4 separate regions of the Homo sapiens genome follow, and regions 1, 2 and 3 are each linked to region 4. Evidence: read pairs that join two places in POLR2A ChIA-PET (ENCODE). Cell type or tissue: HepG2. All regions are shown on one strand. Region 1 overlaps TTC6 (tetratricopeptide repeat domain 6). Region 2 overlaps TTC6 (tetratricopeptide repeat domain 6). Region 3 overlaps TTC6 (tetratricopeptide repeat domain 6). Region 4 has its middle 37 kb from the start of LINC00517.

Region 1 (5,000 bases), 170 kb after region 4:
TGAGTAGCTGGGACTACAGGCCCGTACCACCACGCCCAGCTAATGTTTGTGGTTTTAGTAGAGATGGGGTTTCCCAATGTTGGCAAGGCTGGTCTCAGACTCCTGACCTCAAGTAATCTGCCTGCCTTGGCCTCCCAAAGTGCTGGGATTACAGGCGTGAGCCACTGCGCCTAGCCAAAAATCTCCTTTCTTAATCCCCAGTGCCACCTGTAATCCAATCAACAAATAATTATTGAGCACCTACTATATGCCAGATTCTGTGCTAGGTCCTCTACACACATTTTCTCTAATTCCCACAACGAAGCTGTATTGGAGGTATAATTATCCTTATTTTGGGTAGGTCACAAAATTAGTGGGTAAGCCCTGGCATCCAAACACAACATTACTGGCTATTGGCCACATTTCTTGCCTATTAGTGACTTCTGGGTGGAAGTGGCCCTTCTCCAGAAGTACTCCATCCCTACCTTCCTACTAAAGCTTATACAACCAAATGACCTTCTTTTCATCAAATCAAATCCAATCCAATCAGCTTTAGATCTTTAGGTCATGTTCTCTTCTGACCCCCAAAACACAGCTGAGAATATGAATAACTTGTTGAAATTGCTCTTCCTTCATGGGCCTTTAAAGCTGCAATATCCCAGATTTCCATCTACCTCTCAAATTCATCATAATATGACTTAGCCATTGGTTTTCCTTCTCCAGTTTCCAAACTGGGTGTGGCTTCTGAGGTTTGAACTTCTCTTTGTACATTGGAAAAATCATCTTTAGTGTTTCAGCTATTACCTCTGTGCTGAGAGCTCCCAAATCTTACCTCTAATATCACTACCTCAACTAGATTCCTCCTTTTGAAGATAGAAAACATCTTTGACCCCTCTCTCTTTCACCTGCACATCCAATGCAAAACTGAGTTTCTCCCCCGCACAGGGTTGCTCAGGTGTGTTCCTTCTCCATCCTCACTGCCAGCATACCCTTCATCACCTCAGCCTGCGCAGGCAGTCGTTCACCAGTTGGGTTGAGCACGGCAGCCTCTGTCTATTCCCCTCTGCAAAATTCTACCAGATTGATCTCCTTTAAGTGCTCCCTTACCCAGCAAATTGATTGGTTGTTGCTTACTGCATTTGGCTAACTTCCTTTCTCTATGTTTCAAGGCTCCTAGACTTTGGACTTACTTCTAGCATAGTGATTAAGAGTACAGACTCTGGAGTCAGACTGCCTGGGTTCAAACACTGTTTACAATTCTCACTTGGTCATAAGCAAGTCAATTAATTTCTTTATACTTTGTCCTGGATACAGTTGCTTTAAGAAAGAAGAGTGAATGCATTTAGAACAGTGTCTCTCACATGGCAGAAGTTAGCTATTCTCATCAGTTTCCAGGACAAATCATAGGGCTACATCTGTCAGTCCCTTCAGTTATGGATACAGTGCTGTCTACTCTTTTGTCCATGTCTAAATATTCTTCAAACAAGACCTCAAGGACAGACTTCTCTGCCAAGTTTATCTTTTTTTCTTTTTTACAAACTGTCTCTTTTTGTAAGTTGCTCTACTCTTGTGTCACCCATTTTAACCTTTATCTAGAGGGTTAATGCTGGTCTGTCCACTGACCACTCAATATGGCTGGCACTGATTCAGAGATTAGCATGGTGTAAAGAATATAGACTTTGGAGTTGGCTGGGCCTGGATCAGGATCTTGGTTCTAACACTTGCCAACTGTATTACTGACTTCTTTAAAAGTCTTCTGATAAATGAGGATAAAAATCCCTAACCCTTGCCTTTATAAGAACTGATAAAAATAGAAGATGTGTAATTCCCAGCCTGCAGAAATATCTCAAGAAATGGTTTATTTTTAAGGTTGTTACTATTATTTTGTACTACACAGCACCTGACCCATTGCCAGGCCCCATATGGACACTATTGAATCATTAATAGAGAGTGGTCTATGGCATTTCCAAAAGAGCATAGGGCCTAACAAAAATAGGATATGAAATGTGTTCATGTGAAAGAGGAAAAGAGAGGTAAGTCTAAACATTTAGAAATGCCTGAGACAAACAGGCCTAACTGGAGGAGTGAAAGGGGGTGTCCAGAAAGCCAGGACTCCCAGGTACTCTGGGCTCCTAACAAAGGGCTTTTAAAATAGAGGGGAAAAAAAAGGTGTGCTCTGATGTCAAGCTCACCTACACCATCATTCTACCTGAGACAGGTCCTGGCTAGTGGAATGTGTTTGAGATTACATTACTGATTTTTATATTTTCTTTAAAAAGCATCACAACCAATCTGAATTCCCATGCACCCATTATAGTCTACTAACATTAAGCAAATAAATTTCCCTTGGTTATTTACCTAAATAACAATATGCTGCAATAGATGTTTGAATTCCCAAGAATACAATTTAATTTGAGGGCTAGTGAGAAAATTTAGGTTGAAAATTGATTAAAGAAAAAGGAACAGTAAATAAAAGACTTTCAGAAACATTTTCCTAAGATTCTCTTTTATTATATAATTTTTAAAAAATCAGACTTTTATTCCTCTGCATCTCATTCTATTTCTCACTAATGAAAATTTCTAATTTTTGTTTTAATGAATTAAAGCAGTAATATATATATATCAACAAGATCTACAAATATTTTTGGCATGCTCAGGAAAGGCTGTGTGTTTTTATAGCACACTCTTCTTAAACAGGACTATTTGTCATTCTTTGAAACACTAAGACATAAAAAAGAAAAGACTCTGACTCTGTGTGTGGCCATACTACTCTGCTTAATGCACTAAATGCAAGGTTTTTTAGAAAAAAAAATCAAGAAGTTTCTGCTTCATTGATAATCTGACAGTAACTATTTATTGAAGGTAAAATACTTGTTGTCTGCTGTGACTATTTGTTTTAATACATAATCTTGCTAACTAAATGAGCTTAAAGCAATGCAGATAAGCAATGGTATGTACAGGGTCACTTAAATGCCAATTTGACTGTTTCATAAACTTTGGAATTCTTTTCCCATGAGTCTATTCTCAGCTACTAAATTGTGAGTAATATCCATTTACAAAGTTTGAGCTGGCCATAAAAAGGCTGTCTTCCATGTCCAGCATACCTTTCAGTTAGTTCCCTAAGCAACAACAAAAGCTAATAATTAAAGCTTCTTCAAACCCCCATTAAGAGTTAAATGAAGAAGAATCTAGAAGAAACTAACCCATAAAAACTTAGTGGTGAAATAAGGAGAAAATCAGAGTTTCAACAAGGTGACTAGCAAAATGTAAATCATAATCTAAATTGCATTTCCACACTATTATTTAAAATTGTGGTTGTATTCCTGTGTAACGAGAAACTCCATTAAAATTATGGATGTGAGGATGAAGCATGATATTAATGGTAGAGAAAAATAATGCCATCTAAATTACCAAGCAGATGGCTTATGCACATTTTGTGTTGGCTTGTTTTTTATTTTATCATAAAAAAATTAACCAATATAATAAGCAATTGATCCAAATCAGGCATTACAATGACCAAAAATATCAAATCTAACATGCTAACATTTAATTTTCTTCAGTCTCACAAACAGTTATTTTTTCCAGCTATTGTTACATCATGAAAGTAAGTACATTTGTCAAAAACAGAAAAAGAAAAAAGCATAAAGTATAGCACTAACTGTAAAATCTGCCACCAACTTTTCCTGTGAGAAGGTTTAACTTAGGTCTCATATATGAATTTCTAAAACATTTAGTTTTCTTTTTTAAAAATGTATTTTCATGTCTCTATGCTACTGAATAACTCCTCTCCCAATAGAAAAATTATAAATTTAAGAAAATTACTTTTTATGTAGTTTTTTATCACAAAGAGGTTTTGAAGACTTTCTTGGTCTCAGTGATTTACGTTTCCGCATTCGCTTAATTTCTTTTCCTTCGATTTGCAAGAATTCTGGTGATTTTGCCTTTAAGAAAATATAAAGTGTGCTGTTAAGAGAAGATGTAACATGAGAGTTAGATCTTTCTCTCATATTTAGCGAGTCACCTAATATTTAAACTCCAGATTTCTATGTATATGTTATAACAGAATGCTAAAAGTAAATTGATAGTTTCCTCTAAATCCATTCCTAAATTTTACATATATACCTATATAACAATAAAAATATTAGTATCATGTTTATTTACAACATTTTTATTACCTTAAAATTATTGAAGAATAAATATATTTTCCCTCCATAAGTGCACTCTTCTTTATTGGTATTTGTAATAAAACTTGCCCTTATTTCCTTAAAGTTTGGCATGACTGCTGGTTACAACCACAAGCTAAAAAAAACTTTAGTGCTTTATATTTTTGTTTTGATCAGTTTATCAGAATAAACTTATGCAGAATTCATGGTAATCACTCATGTAAAGATATTTTCTCTGTGGGTTTCTCTATATTTTTTTGAGATTAGATTTAAGGAAGAAATCAGGGAGGCCCTCCTTGGGAAAAGCTATGGTTGAATAAGTAGAAGGTAGCCAGATAAAAGGAAGTTAATTTTTTTATGTTAGGTAGGGTTTAGGTTTGATACAGTAGTAAAGAAGGAGCTATTGCAACTTCTTGGGTGATGAAGTAATGAAGAATAAAGAAAGTTCAATGAATACAGAGCATTCCACCTAACCATCTTGGTAATCTGAATTTCCTGTATGGTATTTCCAGGAAAAACACTGAAGTTTTTCACATTTGCTACTAAATCTCGTCATCCCATATCTATGCACTTACTTTGTGGATCCTAAGGCTATCCTAATTAAATTTCATCTGAGATCTGACTAATCAAATCTTTTTTTAATTCTTAATTTTTGTGGGTACATAGAAGGTATATATATTCATGGGGTACATGAAGTGTTTTCATACAGGCATGTAATGCATAATAATTACATCATGGAAAATGGAGTATCCATTCCCTTGAGCATTTTTCCTTTGTGTTACAAACAATCCAATTATACTCTTTCAGTTATTTTTAAATATACAGTTAAATTATTACTGACTGGCCGGGTGCAGTGGC
Region 2 (5,000 bases), 140 kb after region 4:
CAATTATTTACATATATAAATAACTTCTGTAGTGACATCCAATTAATCCTAATTATGGCAATAACTGGTAATTTACATAAATGGCCAGTAAAATTGAATGTCATAGCCAATTATACAATTTATTTATTAAATAATAACAACAACAATAATAGAGAAAACCCATTCGGTATGTTACCTCATATTTTGGATATAGAGTTTCCTTCATGACAGATTCTGGAACAGAGAATTTAGGTGCAGCTGTATTCCAAAACAACTTCGTGAATTCTGGATAAGCATACATCTTTGAAAATAACATAAAAGGTTATTAGAAATGGTAAGAAATGGCCTTGAGAGTAAAAACTCAATCTCCTGTCAAAATTATTTTTAGTTGCTGAGAATTTTTGGTTCCACAGCTTCTGAAAATATGGATAAGAATTTTTTTACAGCCATCAGGTTAGCAAAAATGTAAAAGTCTGCATTACCAACTGATGCTAAGGACTTGGGGAAATTTGTAGAACACGCTGGAGGCCAATTGGCCATATCTAGTAGAGTAGAAAGTGTACGTGCCACATCTTCCTGGAATTTAACTTCCAGCTATATAGTGTAGGCAAATTCTTGCACACATGCATGGGGAGATGAGTATGGGATATTCACAGAGCATATGAAATAAAAAATTAAACCAAATCTAAATGTCCATTAATAGAGTAACATAAATAAAATGTGGTATACTCATAAACACTATAAAACACACTAAAACACAAAAATTATGATCTAGAGATGGATCTTAGAAGCATGGTATTGAGAAGAAAATAAGCAAGTTTTAGAAAGAATCATATAAAACTATGTCATTTATATAAATGTATCCAGAAAACACAAAAAATGTATTATTTATTGGTTAGGCTCACGAATACATCTAGTAAAGTATAAACTCATGGACTGGAAAAACTACTATAATTGTACCAGTAACTGCTGGGTAGGGAGGAAGAGAAATGGAATTAAGAAGTACAAAAGGCCTTAATTTAATAATTTTTAAATTTTTATTTTAAAAAACATGAAACAAGTATGACAAAATGTTAACATTTCCAAAATCTTACTAACATATTCTCAGGTGTTTGCTAGTGTGGTTTCTGTATTTCTTTTCCAAATAAAAATTAATCAGGCCTAGGAGATTTTTTTTTAGGGATGTGAAACTCTTCTGTATGATCTGGAATTGTGGCTACATGACATTATACATTTTTAAAAACCCATTGAACTTTGAAGCACAAGGGGTGAATTTTAATGTAATGTAAATTTATGCCTACAGCCATACCACCCTAAATATGCGTGATCTCTCCTTTAATATGAATTTTTTAAAATCATTTAGGAGGTCAGGAGGAATCCCACGATGGAATGCAGAATGTCATAAAACAATCTAACTGTATTACAAACGTATGAAACAATCTCACCCAAGGGGGTGGGAGGAAAAGTTACTTTGGAAATGTGTACATAAAACCAAAGGCAAAAGGAACTGTGCACATAGCATTATACAGTAGGTAATAAAGTTGTATCCCACAGGATTATGAATTAACAATTCTGATACTTCTATGCACGTGCACTGGCACTGAAAAATTTAATAAATTGAGGGAGAATTATGGAAGCCTGGTTTGTCACTGCTGGAGTAGAAGTGCAGTAGAAAAAAAGGAAGGAAACTAGAATGACCCATGAGGTAGATTAGAGTTGGATGCATCAGTAAGAACTCATATTTAGCTTACTATAGATACAGATGTTTACATATAGAAATATGTATAGATACATGTATTTATTTATACAAGTTTGTGTACACACATATATTTCCTTGCTTTGACAGCTGACAAGACCTAGAAGCAACAATGCCCAGTAGAAACAAACACACCTACTGCCTGGATCTTAGTTTTTAATTATATTCCCCAATAAAGAGACCCAGGGCTCCTTGTTGAAATGGCTGATTCTAGGACTGGGGCAGGAAATATGCAAGATGAACCTAGAATATCTAATACTGCCAAAAATTAAGAAAGTGTTCTAAAAAAAATCCCACAATGATAGGGTGTCAAAAGAGACATAGAAGCCATCTGAAGGAGTTCCCAATGGCCAAAGATCAAATAATTTTATCAAAACTAATAATAATAATGTAGTACTGTATTACAACTCAAAGTATAACGTAAATATTCACAAATCATACTGATATAAATAAATGACTGAGTAAATAAATGAATGAGAAGAATAGACACACTTCCTATATAGAAGAGTTCTAATAAATTTTTGTAGACACTCTACCCTCAAAGAGGTGGAGCATAACCCCCCACTTCTTAGGTGTGGCTGTGTATGGTGACTTTCTTCTGAATAATATGGAAAGGGGAAAAAAAGACAGACTTTAAATGAAGAAACCTGGTAAACACTACCTAGCCAGGTGATCGAGGTTAACATCAACATTAATAAATCATGTCGATAGTATATACCCGATACCTGATGAAAATGGCACTTTTTAACTCAGTGGTCTTCCTCCAAAAATCACATAATCGAATCAAATCAGAGAAACATCATGGCTGGGTGTGGTGGCTCACACCTGTCCCAGAACTTTGGGAGGCCAAGGCTGGAGGACCATTTGAGGCCAGGAGTTCAAGACCAGCTTGAGCAACATAGTAAGACCCTACAAAAAAATTTAAAAATTAGCCAGGTGTAATGGCATGTGCCTGTAGTCCTAGCTACTCAGGAGGCTGAAGTGGGAGGATCACTCGAGCCCTGAAGGTCTGCTCTCAAGGGAAAGTACAGATGCACCTTCAGGAGAGAATTTATTAAATTAAACTAGTAAATAAGACTAACCATGGTAAATTGGTTCCCACAGCAATGCTCAGAACTTTCTGAGAAGAGTCCTAGGAAAATATTAGAAGCAACAGGGGTAGTAGCTGCCAGAACTTGAAAGGACAATGGCTGTTGCATAGCAAACTGAATGATTAACTCTGCATCCTGGGTTAATTTGTGTTTAACAGTTCCTGCATACCTCCTAAGGCCATGATGCATACTACGAGCTGATGCAATAACTCTTGTTCATACTGATGACCCAAGGTCAGAGTATTCTGTTCACTAAGGGAAAGAGACATGCAAATTAGTTTCAGGGTCAAGGTAAATTTCATTTAAATGAAACCTAAGGCAGAATATCAGTTTTCAAAATGTAGTCTGAGACCCTGGGGGAGATTATTTGCCTTTTTCACTATGTTAACATTTGCACTGAGGGGGAAAAAATATATATATATGTATATATATATACATATATACATGTGTATATATGTGTGTGTGTATATATACATATATATATATATATATATATATATATATGGTGAAACTCACAGTGCCAAAGCATGAATCAAGACAGCAGCACCTTAAAAATGCCCACCAGAAAGAAGGAAAAATTTTAATTTTATTCAATCTCCACACATCTTAATATTTAATGTGATTAAATGAGAAATACAAACAAAATATATCCGTGGCCATGGTGAAGTATGATGGCGGTTTGGAGGAAATGCATGTGTGCTATTGTTTGAGTTGTGAACTGAACTAGCCTCCATTTTCATTTAAGAAAACAAACATCAAACCATGTTTATTGAGAGTTGGGTATATGGCAAGATTTTTCTTGAAAAGGGATGAAGCAAACTGGTCACTTCAAATAAAACACCCGAGTGTATTTGTGACACTGAAAAAAACTGAGCTTTTGAACAAAAATTAGAATTTTGGAAAACATGTGTCCCTTACCATGATTTTGCAAGGTTCCCAATGCTAAAGAACTTTTCTGACAATTTTAAAAATAAGCTATTTTGATATTGTGTATTATACTGAAATGTGTCAACATTTGAAGAGTTAAATAACTGAAGAGTATTTTCCAAATAACCAATGTGTGATGTTATTTGAAATAATCCATGAGTAAAAGAGCCATTCAAAGTACAAGATAAAACAATAGATTTTAACATAATAAAGTATGAAAGTCATCAATACAGTTTCAGATTTCAATTGCAACAAGCTTTTTTATTGTACAAATCATCATGTAACAATTATCTTTTTAACTGAGGCTACATTTTTTTTCTTATTTTTCTTTTTTTTTTTTCTGTTCCACTGACCATAATTTCTTTATTAGGATTTTTATTTTGAGATAATTGTAGATTCACAGGCAGTTTTAAGAAATAATACAAAGATATCCCATCTTCCCTTTATCCAGTTTAGCCCAAAGACAACATCAGGCAAAACCATAGTACCATATCATAAACAACATGTTGACATGAAACAGTCAAGCTACAAAACATTTCCATCATCACAAGTGATCCATCTTGTCCTTTAAAGTCATACTCATCCTAACCCCCATCCTGAAAACCTGGAAACCACTATTCTATTCTTTATTTGTATAATTTTGTCATTTCGAGGAAGTTATATAATGAAATTACACAGTATGTAATCTTTTAGAATTGGATTTTTCAGCCCAATTCTCTTAAGATTCATTGTTATCGCATGTATGAATAGTTAATTCCTTTTTATTGGTGATTAGTATTCCATCTGTGGATGTACCACAGTTTTCTTAACCCACTGAAGGTTATCCAGAGTGTTTCCTGTTTGAGTTTTTTTTTTTTTTTTTTCACTGTGCAACCTGCTTCAGTGTTCATAGCTCATGGGTAAGGAGGCTGAGCAATGGTTCAAGGCTGCAGTTTACTCTGGCAATGGGTACACTGTGAGAAGCCCACAGAGAGTTTGGCTTCTATTAATAAAGCTGTGATGAATTTTGTGTACAAATTATAATGTAATTATAAATTTTCATTTCTGTAAGGTAAGCGCCCAGGCATGCAATTGCTGGGTTGTATGCATGCCTGGACAGACACTTTATCTTACAGAACTGCATGCATACTTTGGGTTTTTTTCTAATTACCAAACTGCTTTCTAGAGGGCTGTACCATTTTACCTTCCCAAAAACAATATATCAATGATCCTATTTCTCCTCCACTTCCTTATTGGCATTTGGTGTT
Region 3 (5,000 bases), 150 kb after region 4:
GGTGTTTGCCCTCATTTCATAACTCCACTGAAATAAACACATGGACATTTGACATCTGCACTAAACAGAGATTGTGTAGAAGTCAGATAATCCAAAATGAGAAATAATCCAAAAATGCTAATATCTGGTTCTTAATACATTTTAGTAGTAATATTTATGATGGTTTTGTTTCATTATACTGGAATAATAAATTCACCCTATGAAAGTCTAGTTGCAAAAGAGGTTAAAAAAAAAAAAACTTCTTTACCTTCTGATCTCTCACCTACTCCCCATTCCAAGCTCACACATACACACAAAGTTTCATTTCTTGGGTGGGGCAAAGCATCAGCCTAAGCAGAAGTACCTTCTCACATTATGGTTCTCCCTTCTTGCTGAGATGAACAGAAAACTGTGTAGGCATCAAGTCTTTCTTCTAGGCTACAAGCTACATATACATGAGAATATATATGGAACAAAACTTATCAATAAAAGATTAAGCTAAACAGATGAGATAAATCAAAATTTGAAAGTAAATGTGTCATTAATTACTGACCTACAGACTGGCTTAAAAATACATTAACTTTTGTATTATAACACTTAACTGTAAAATAAATATAAAATGAACATAAAGACAAAATATCTAAGAATATATACACAGTCATGTGCCACATACATAATATAGATATATCAATTTCACATTGAAGCATTTAAAGCTACTGTTCCCTCTAACTTATTGATATACTATTATAGGAAGAAACACATTACGAGTTACCAAATGTGAAAACTAAGCATACAAAAACCCAACTGATTTCAGTTGTTTAATAATATACTGAAATCCTCAAATCCCATGATACCTGCTGTTAAGAAGTAGACCCACTCAGAGGCAGGCTGAAGAAGATATGGCTTTGTCAGAGTAGAGTCATGAATAAAAGCTTCCTATCTTACCTACTAAAATACCTGAATTCAAAGAGAGGTTAAAACTCTACTCCCAGCAAGGTGAATACCACTGCCACTTAACACCCATTCCATCCTCCTTCTAATGTGCTTTCCTGAACTGCCAAGGATGGAGAGGTAAAACTCTCTTGGCCAGGCATGGTGGTTCATGCCTGTAATCCCAGCACTTTGGGAGGCTGAGGCAGGCAGATCACTTGAGGCCAGGAGTTCAAGACCAGCCTAGCCAACATAGCAAAACCTCGTCTCTACTAAAATACAAAAGTTAGCTGGGTGTAGTGGCACACACCTGTAGTCCCAGCTACTCAGGAGGCTGAGGCACAGTTGTTTTAACTCGGGGTGGAGGTTCCAGAAGCCAATGTTCTAGATATTATTTGGAATCCACCAACCAAATGCAATTAGAAGGCAGAAGGTTCTAATGTTTCTGTTGGCAAGTACAGTCATGACAATGTTGAGTTCTTCTGTAGCAGTGTTCCAGTTATGACTTTGTGAGTTGTGTTTTTTACTGGTTTGTTTTTTGCCAGTGAGCATGTCAAACAGACACAGTGTGGCTCCAGAGTCCAAAGCTGTGACAGTAAAAGCTACTTAATCCCTGAATCTCAGTTAAGGTGGTATGTTGCCAGTGCTGGCTTCCAGATTTGCCGCCTTCCTGTGTCAGGAACAGCAGCACCCTAGGCAGCCAGTTAAACATGCTCTGTGAATCATCCCTGGGAGATCTCCCTACCTAATGCCCCATTTTTCTAACCCTCTCATTGATTTTAAAACACCAAATTCCCATTACTAAGTCCCTTTTTGCTTAAAATAGCTAAAGCTGTGATACAGTTTGGCTGTGTCCCCACCCAAATCTCATCTTGAATTGTAGTTCCCATAATGCCCATGTGTTGTGGGAGGGACCCGGTGGGAGGTAATTGAATTACGGGAGTGGTTACCCCATAGTGCTGTTCTCGTGATGTGAGTGATTTATCACAAGAGCTGATGGTTTCATAAGGGGCTTTTCCCCCTTTTGTCCATCATTTCTCCTTGCTGCCACCATGTGAAGAAGGACATGTTTGCTTCTCCTTCCACCATGATTGTAAGTTTCCTGAGGCCTCATCAGCCCTGCAGAACTGTGAGTCAATTAAGCCTCCTTCTTTTATAAATTACCCAGTCTTGGGTCTGTCTTGATTAGCAGCATATGAACAGACAAATACAAGATGTTTCTGTTTTCCGAAGCTGAATTCCAGTGTATCCAGGAAAACAAAAGAACAGGGGAAGGTCTAGGGACTAAGAAAATGAGCCAAGTGAATACAGACATCAGGATCAATAAGTATTTCTAAGATAGGTTGGGAGGAGAGGGAGATGGTGATGAGGAGAGCAGTGACTAAGAAGTTATCTAGAAGCACTGCTCTACTTTTCTCTGGCTCTATGCCAGAAACAGGATAGTAAAAGTCATTTACAACTTATTGTCTTTTGCTCTTTCACATTCCAAAAACACGCTAAATAAACAGAAATATGGATTGGTTGGAAGAAAGTGAAGGTCATCGGACATTCTAAAGTGCATAGCTCTGGTAGACATGAATGGGGGCCTTGGTGGAAAGGCATACCTAAGGTTAGCCTTTATGCTCCTGTATGACAAAGATGAAGCACTTACCTGGAAATTTTTATCCGGATTTTCCCTGCTTCCTTCTTTTTGTCCAGAGAAAAGAACGAACCCTTTCTAGAGTTCTCTTTGAAAAACACCACTATCTCAGTGGTTCAGACTGAAAATCTCTTCATCACCAATCTCTTCCTCACTCCCAACAGTAATGACTATTTCTGTTCATTCTCCCTCCATGATGTCTCTCCTGTTCACTGTATCTTCTCTCAACTGAGTCCTGTGATATCATCTTTGCTGGTCCCTTACCTCCAGACCCTCCCTCCTTCAATCCAAGCCACATATCCCTGCAACTGTTGTTATCAGTCACCCCCTCTGCAAACATCTCACTGACTACACACACAGTATATACAACCCAAGCTCCTGACCCTGGCAGTAAGGGTCTTTCACAGTCTGGGCACCATCTGCTTTGCCAACTCTGCTTCCTTCCCCCAACCTTCCACCCAAGCTACATTTGCAATGCAAAAAAAATGCCTTATGTGCTGGGATTACTCCAGGAGCAATAGGGGAAACAGGCAAAATCAACAGGCCATTATAGTAATGAGTGGCTATGGAAATGGAGAATGATGAGAGCAAGACCTTCAGATCTCAATTCCTCCACGAGACCTTTACAAATCCTCCTCTACCCAGCCCAGATTCATGTCTGACTCCCTGGTTTCCCTGTTGCATTTGATCTGCTCTTTCATTACACAATATACTGCATTCTATTCCGTATGCCTTTTTCACAGTAGAGCATAGGCTTGTTTGGGAGAAAAAGTGAGACTTACTCATTTTCTGTCTCCCAAAAATTTGAATGGAGTAGGTACTAAATAAATATTGTTGAATTTTGGCTGAGTAAGAAAAGTCTCACAGCCAAAGCCAGCCCCAGACTCTGCCCTGGGAAGCAGAATCATTGGTAAGGCAGGAGATGCTGGGTAGTTCTCAAAGTGTATTCCCTATCGAGCATCATTAGTATCATATAACAACTTGTTAGGAATGTAAGTTATTGAGCCCCAACACAGACCTAATGAGTCAGAAACTCAGGAGCTGAGGCCTAGCTATCTGTGTTATAGCCAGCCCTGAAGGTGATTCTGTGCACTCTGAAGATGGAAAACCACTAAGGTACTCAATCTTTCCTAAAACAGCCTAATCATAAGAATATCCTGGGATGAAATCAAATCTACACCTTCCCAGACCCCTTCTCTGAAGATTCTAATTCAGTAGGTTTGCGATAGATCCTGGGAATTGATACACTTATGAAACAACCCAGATGACTCTTATCCTCAAGGAAGACTAAAAATCACTGATATAGTGGAAAGAGTGAGCCTTTGGAATGAGGTTAAAAAACAGAATTTGGGCCCCTCACTGTGCTATGTTTCCTCTTCAGTCTGTTTCCTCATTTACAAATGGCAACAGTGATTGAGTTTTTCAGAGTCAAATGTCTTAGAAATCATGTATGTGAAGAGGCTTGTACACAGAATATGCTAAGAAAGTGATTGATATTACAACCATTATTGTTTATGATCATTGAGGGAGTTGAATGAAGGAAACAAGCCCACCTCTCTCAGAGTGAAAGTTGAACCTCCTTTTGGGTCAATATTGGTCTCCCATGAGGCCAGAGAGAGAAATATATTTGTGATTGTATGATGCTGTTAAAGAAGTTTGGAAAACATTTGTTCTAAGCTGTGAGTACTCTGAAAAAATCTCTGCACACATCTTCTATGAGTTACATAAAGGTGACTGTGAGCTACATCTTGTGAAGCATGGAGAAGGGATCTCCCTCCAACAATCTTCCCCTACCTTGGTATGACCCCAACAGAGAGGTTCTCCATCACAGCTTCACTATCTCTTCCTTAACAAATTTATCTTGCTCTTTGGTATACAAAAGCCTGAGAGAGGCTTCACAGGATGTTGCTCACAGTCACTCTTAGGTAACCCATAGAAGATGTATACAGGGAAATTTGAAGAGTGCTCACATACAAAAGTTTCATCAAAGTCAATCTCACATGCAATGGTTCTATTCTAGATACCATTTTTTAAAGTGCTCATAGCAAATCGCTAAACTGATTTCACAACCCACTCACTGGGTCGCAATCCACAATTTGAAAAACATTAACTTACAGAGAATGTTGTTTAAAAAGCAGATGCCAAGGTCTGGAAAAAGCTTTAGGTTTTCATCTTCTTGAAAATATTAATCTACAAATAGCTTTCTTTAGTCCTTTATAATTTTTTTCTTTGAAATCTGCAGCAGAGGCATATGAATATTATGTATGTTTTAAAAAGATCAGAAAATACAGTCTTGATAAAATCAGTCTATAGAAGAGTAAGTGTATAACTATATAATTTTTTTTTTTTTTTTTTTTTTTACAAAACATGATTGGGAAGGGGAAAATTGTATTTGTAATCATCGTAACTTCATTGCTACATGCAAACAGTGACATCTGGTGGAATGATACTG
Region 4 (5,000 bases):
TGGGTATCCCTTACCCCTTCAATCTGGGGCCATCTGTTAATGTGTTAAGTGATAGAAGTGAGATGCTGTGGTTTCCAAAGCTGAAGGTCATAATAATCCATGATGCTTCCACCTAGGTCTCTCTGAATGCGCCCATTCTTGGAACACTCATTGTGTTGTGAGAAGCCCAAGATTCATGCGGGCATCTTGGTTGACAGCCCCACCCATGCTCCCAGCCAGCAGCAAGCAGCACATGCAAGCCATGTCAGTGAACCCAGCAGAGACTTCCAATGACTCTAGCCCCAGCCACCACTTGCCTGCAAGTGTGTGAGAAATCCTGAGGACAGCCCAGCTGAGTGAGTCCCCATCAACCCCTAGAACCATGAGAGATAATGCAAAATGTTTGTTATAAGCCACTAAGTTTTGGGATGGTTAGTTACACAGTAATAACATAACTTGGGTATCTAACCGTTCAGCTTGCCTACAAAATAGGTGTTCTCAGTAGATGCGTTTCTTAGTCAAATAGAAAAGAATTCAACCTTTTCAGGTAAAAGTCTTGACACCATTATTTCCCTTTCCTTCTTCTCTATTCTAACTTACCCACTAGACTGTAAGCCCCATCAGTCTAGAGACTGTGCCTGGTCCCATATCCCCAGCACATTTGCTAGTACATAATACTGACTCAATAAAGATTTTGTAAATAAATTACTGAATGAATTATTTTGGAAATTATTACTGAACCATAAAATTCACTTCTTAATAAAATTTCATGGATTCTCAGTAACAGTTTTTGTTGCCAACTCAACCATATTAGAATAGTTGTTATTGAGTGCATAGGTGCTAGATGTTATATTTATCATCATTTTAACTCTCATAATAACACTACGAGATATACATCATTATTCACTTTTTATAAGAGGAATAAACCAAGGTTGAAGAAAAGTCAAATTCCTGGCCCTATATCACAAAGTTTGAGAGTTTAAGAGTCAAGATTCTTAACCCAGGTCTCTAAATGCCCCGACTTATTTCACTCAGCAAACACTGCTTCCTTATTAATTTTTGTATTTTTTTGTTATCTTCATAGGGCTAGGAACAGGCACACAAAATTATTTTTGGGGGAAATTTTTTTCCCCAAAATTATTGTTTGGGGAAAAAAATGAACTCTCAGGCCACAGATCATGACAATATTTTCTCTCCTCTGCCATCTTCACTCTTTGCCAAAATAGGAAACAAATCAGAAAATATGGAGAGGATGGGGCGTTGTTTTATCTCTCTGCTCTGGGCAGTCACCTAACACAGAACACAGATCCTCAACCCTAGCTTTACAATAGAATCACGTGGGAGCATTAAACATTATTTCCTGCCTGTGAGCCATCCCAGACCAATAGAATTGGAAGTTCTGGTGGCAGGCAAAGGCATTCCTGCCTCTTTACTGCTCTCTGATTCTAAAATGTGGCAAGCCGTGACCCACTGCTGTAGGAATTCTTGCAGTGAGCAGGTAAGGCCCATTATCTATCAGAAAAATGATCCAAGGGTTTGGATGTAACCAACAATTTTCACTTTATGCAGTAGAGTCAGCTCTTGCTTGCATGAAAATGCATACTACAAACTTCTAGTTAAGAGTAGTAGGAAGACTGTGGTCAGGCCTCAAATCTCAACCTCAAAGCCACGAAGCATTGACTGAGAAATAAGCCAACCTCAGTCCAGAGGCCTTGCAAAGTTCTAAAGCCTCTTCAACTGTTAAATCAAGTTTATGTAACCAATTTTCTCCCTATAGATGACACCCAGAATACTACTCACTCTTGTCTGTTCTTTATTGCTTTGGGGAACAAATGAAATCCTATGAGATAAAAATAAGAGTATACTTTGGAAATGGAAGAAAATAAAGGAATTGGATTCAACAGTAATTGTCCACAGAAGTTTGTAGTAATTTTTAAAACTACCAAAATTCTTAAAACCCACCTGCAATTGTGCAATAACTTCCAATTCCCTCTCCTGTTTTCCACCTAAGAACTCAGATACTCAGGTCTCATGAGATGATTTGGAAATCCTTACTCTGAAATCCCTGGAGAAGCCCCAAATTGTAGAGAAATGCTGTTCTCCCTACATTCCAAGTAGCACACTGGGAAGCCTTCCTTCTGTGTGGGCAGGCGAGCTGGCTCAGCCCATCCTTCTGAACGGACTTCTCGTTCTGCTGTTGACAGCATGGAACCGTGTAAACTAAAGGCTTCTTCACATTTATTCATGCAGCTCAGCTCCTGCCCTGTTGACGATCCTAAGCAGATGTGCAAGTGCCCAAAGACAATTAAACTATGATTCATCCTTCAGGACGCCTGCTAAGGCAGGCTGCCTGGCTGTGAGTGAAAACATATTTTAGCAGTAGCTGATTTTTTCCTTTGGTTGAGGACCAAGTCAGACTAGGCATGGCTTTGAAGTTATTTCTGTCTCGGTGGATTAGAGGTATCAAAAGAAGCAGCTCCACAAACCTTTTAACAAATATTTACAATTCTGCACTAAACAACCTCCACTGTACCTTAACCTTTACCGTCTTGTGAAATGCTTGCCAACCTCCCTGCCAAACTCATGCACTTGGCAGAGGAGGAGAGAGGGCAGCAGCTCAAAGGAAATGAAGTACAAAACAGTGAAGCATCCAGTCTTTTTGCAGTGGAGGAGAAACAAGGCCTTGTTGTGCTGGCCTGGCTGCAGACGTGGATACCCTTCCCCTGTCCCCCGTCCTACCCTGTCCCTGCAGGCAGGCACTCCTCCGCCCCCAGAGAGATATTTCACTTGCTCAATCCAGATACTGGAGGGACAACCATATTCACCTCAATCAGTCTTGGGGCTGCCCTAAAGCCAAAGTTTCCAGAGGTGACAAAGGTGGCTCCTATTCAGTGCAGGAAGGACAAAAAACAATAGGCTCAAACTGCAAAAGAGAGTGATTATGAGGATGCCATGTTTGCACCCGTTAGAAGACCACAATACTTTGCATAGTTTATAGTAAGCCTCTCACATTGGATGTATTTTAATGAAAACGCTTGTCACAGAATATTTTGGTTGCTTCTAAAATGCTGTACAGATTACTTAAATGGATGACATCGACATCTTTTTTATTTTTAGGACTCCTCATTGTGAACACAAAGATCTCATAACAAAAATCCATAGAGAATAAAAGGATCAATGAAAGCAGCCAAAAGGCAGGATCCCATAGTTGATGAGGTGAAAAGCGGCAATCCGGCGCCTCTTTCCCCTCTTCCCTGACTTCCTAGGAACAAGTACCAAGTACTGCTTACCTGTGGAGTCAGCCCCATGATGAGATCAGTAGAGGAGACCCATAGGAGGGGTGAGCATTAGTGAGGTCCCCCAAGTGGCTTTAATCAGCAACACAGAAGTCACCAAAGGAAGGCAGAGCTTGAGAGGAACAGATGGCAGCTGCTGACATAACGGCAGCCAGGGTTTGTTCATGAAGCCCACTGACATGGTACCCAGCGACCCCCCTGAGCTTACTGTGAGACTCTAAAGCCTCACAGCCACGATGAAGGCAAGAACCAAAAGTAAATGCCTATATTGTAAACAGGACCACCAGCCTTTACCTCTGTCTTGTATAGCCCAGGGAACAAGCATTAGTAGATGAACTCAAAGATTTGGTGGCTAGGGTTGTAGTCAGGCATTTCATTCATTCACTCACTCAACAAATATTTATACTCCAAAGCACTGGGTTAAATGCTTTGCAAAACAAAAATAAACACAGGTCCTTCCACTAAAAAGCTTACCGTAATCACTAACAATAAGTATTAATAGACGGATCTATAATACAGGTTAAAAAAAGTTTCATCATATAGTTAAAGATCAAACCTGCATTTGGTTCTTGGTGAGGAAGAGAGATGATCTCCAAATTGTGGAATTAAAAAGATTTTGGGTAGGAGCTCAGGATTCCATCAAAAAGTGGGCGAAGGACATGAACAGACACTTCTCAAAAGAAGACATTTATGCAGCCAAAAAACACATGAAAAAATGCTCATCATCACTGGCCATCAGAGAAATGCAAATCAAAACCACAATGAGATACCATCTCACACCAGTTAGAATGGCAATCATTAAAAAGTCAGGAAACAACAGGTGCTGGAGAGGATGTGGAGAAATAGGAACACTTTTACACTGTTGGTGGGACTGTAAACTAGTTCAACCATTGTGGAAGTCAGTGTGGCGATTCCTCAGGGATCTAGAACTGGAAATACCATTTGACCCAGTCATCCCATTACTGGGTATATACCCAAAGGACTATAAATCATGCTGCTATAAAGACACATGCACATGTATGTTTATTGCGGCATTATTCACAATAGCAAAGACTTGGAACCAACCCAAATGTCCAACAATGATAGACTGGATTAAGAAAATGTGGCACATATACACCATGGAATACTATGCAGCCATAAAAAATGATGAGTTCATGTCCTTTGTAGGGACATGGATGAAATTGGAAATCATTATTGTCAGTAAACTATTGCAAGAACAAAAAACCAAACACCGCATATTCTCACTCATAGGTGGGAATTGAACAATGAGATCACATGGACACAGGAAGGGGAATATCACACTCTGGGGACTGTTGTGGGGTGGGGGGAGGGGGGAGGGATAGCAGTGGGAGATATACCTAATGCTAGATGACGAGTCAGTGGGTGCAGCGCACCAGCATGGCACATGTATACATATGTAACTAACCTGCACAATATGCACATGTACCCTAGAACTTAAAGTATAATAAAAAAAAAAAAAGTAGTACACGCAAAGATGGTGCAGAAGGCATTCTCAAGGAGAAACAGTGTGAGTGATGATATTGAGGAGGAAAAAAACATTGGACCTACATTTTAAAGAAAGTAGATGGTTCCATGTGCCTGGGCAATGATGTATAGGAAATAGTGGAAAATGTGGTCAGAAAGTGGGATAGTCAGGAAACGGAGGGCCAAGGGTGCCAGATCAAGGAATCTGATTTTCAGATCATAAAGTAATGGAAATCATGA

The links. ChIA-PET counts read pairs that join two places held together with the same protein. Peaks named below come from ENCODE experiments on the same cell type or tissue, not always from the same donor. Only the 100,000 strongest peaks of a DNase experiment are listed, where the experiment ranks them.
Region 1: POLR2A ChIA-PET joins it to region 4 with 17 read pairs; 4 of 35 experiments call an interaction of 5 or more read pairs at or near these places.
Region 2: POLR2A ChIA-PET joins it to region 4 with 10 read pairs; 4 of 35 experiments call an interaction of 5 or more read pairs at or near these places.
Region 3: POLR2A ChIA-PET joins it to region 4 with 80 read pairs; 6 of 35 experiments call an interaction of 5 or more read pairs at or near these places.

What each region holds. Positions count from the first base shown.
Region 1 is chr14:37,695,637-37,700,636 of GRCh38, reverse strand. TTC6 (tetratricopeptide repeat domain 6) reads right to left here. Exons shown (of 33, transcript NM_001310135.5): 6 at 3,802-3,920. Among named protein-coding and RNA genes, the nearest start is that of TTC6, 100 kb to the right of the region's middle. In HepG2, no CTCF peak of the experiment used is centred here; DNase peaks (open chromatin) are centred at 1,186, 1,446 and 2,966.
Region 2 is chr14:37,720,178-37,725,177 of GRCh38, reverse strand. TTC6 (tetratricopeptide repeat domain 6) reads right to left here. Exons shown (of 33, transcript NM_001310135.5): 9 at 176-280. Among named protein-coding and RNA genes, the nearest start is that of TTC6, 130 kb to the right of the region's middle. In HepG2, no CTCF peak of the experiment used is centred here; a DNase peak (open chromatin) is centred at 3,007.
Region 3 is chr14:37,709,601-37,714,600 of GRCh38, reverse strand. All of the region lies in intron 7 of TTC6 (tetratricopeptide repeat domain 6), which reads right to left. Among named protein-coding and RNA genes, the nearest start is that of TTC6, 120 kb to the right of the region's middle. In HepG2, a CTCF peak has its summit at 4,982 (motif pointing left); DNase peaks (open chromatin) are centred at 1,473, 2,410 and 4,990.
Region 4 is chr14:37,862,714-37,867,713 of GRCh38, reverse strand. No RefSeq gene overlaps it. Among named protein-coding and RNA genes, the nearest start is that of LINC00517, 37 kb to the left of the region's middle. In HepG2, a CTCF peak has its summit at 2,555; DNase peaks (open chromatin) are centred at 1,379, 2,493 and 3,309; H3K4me3 peaks cover 1,608 bases.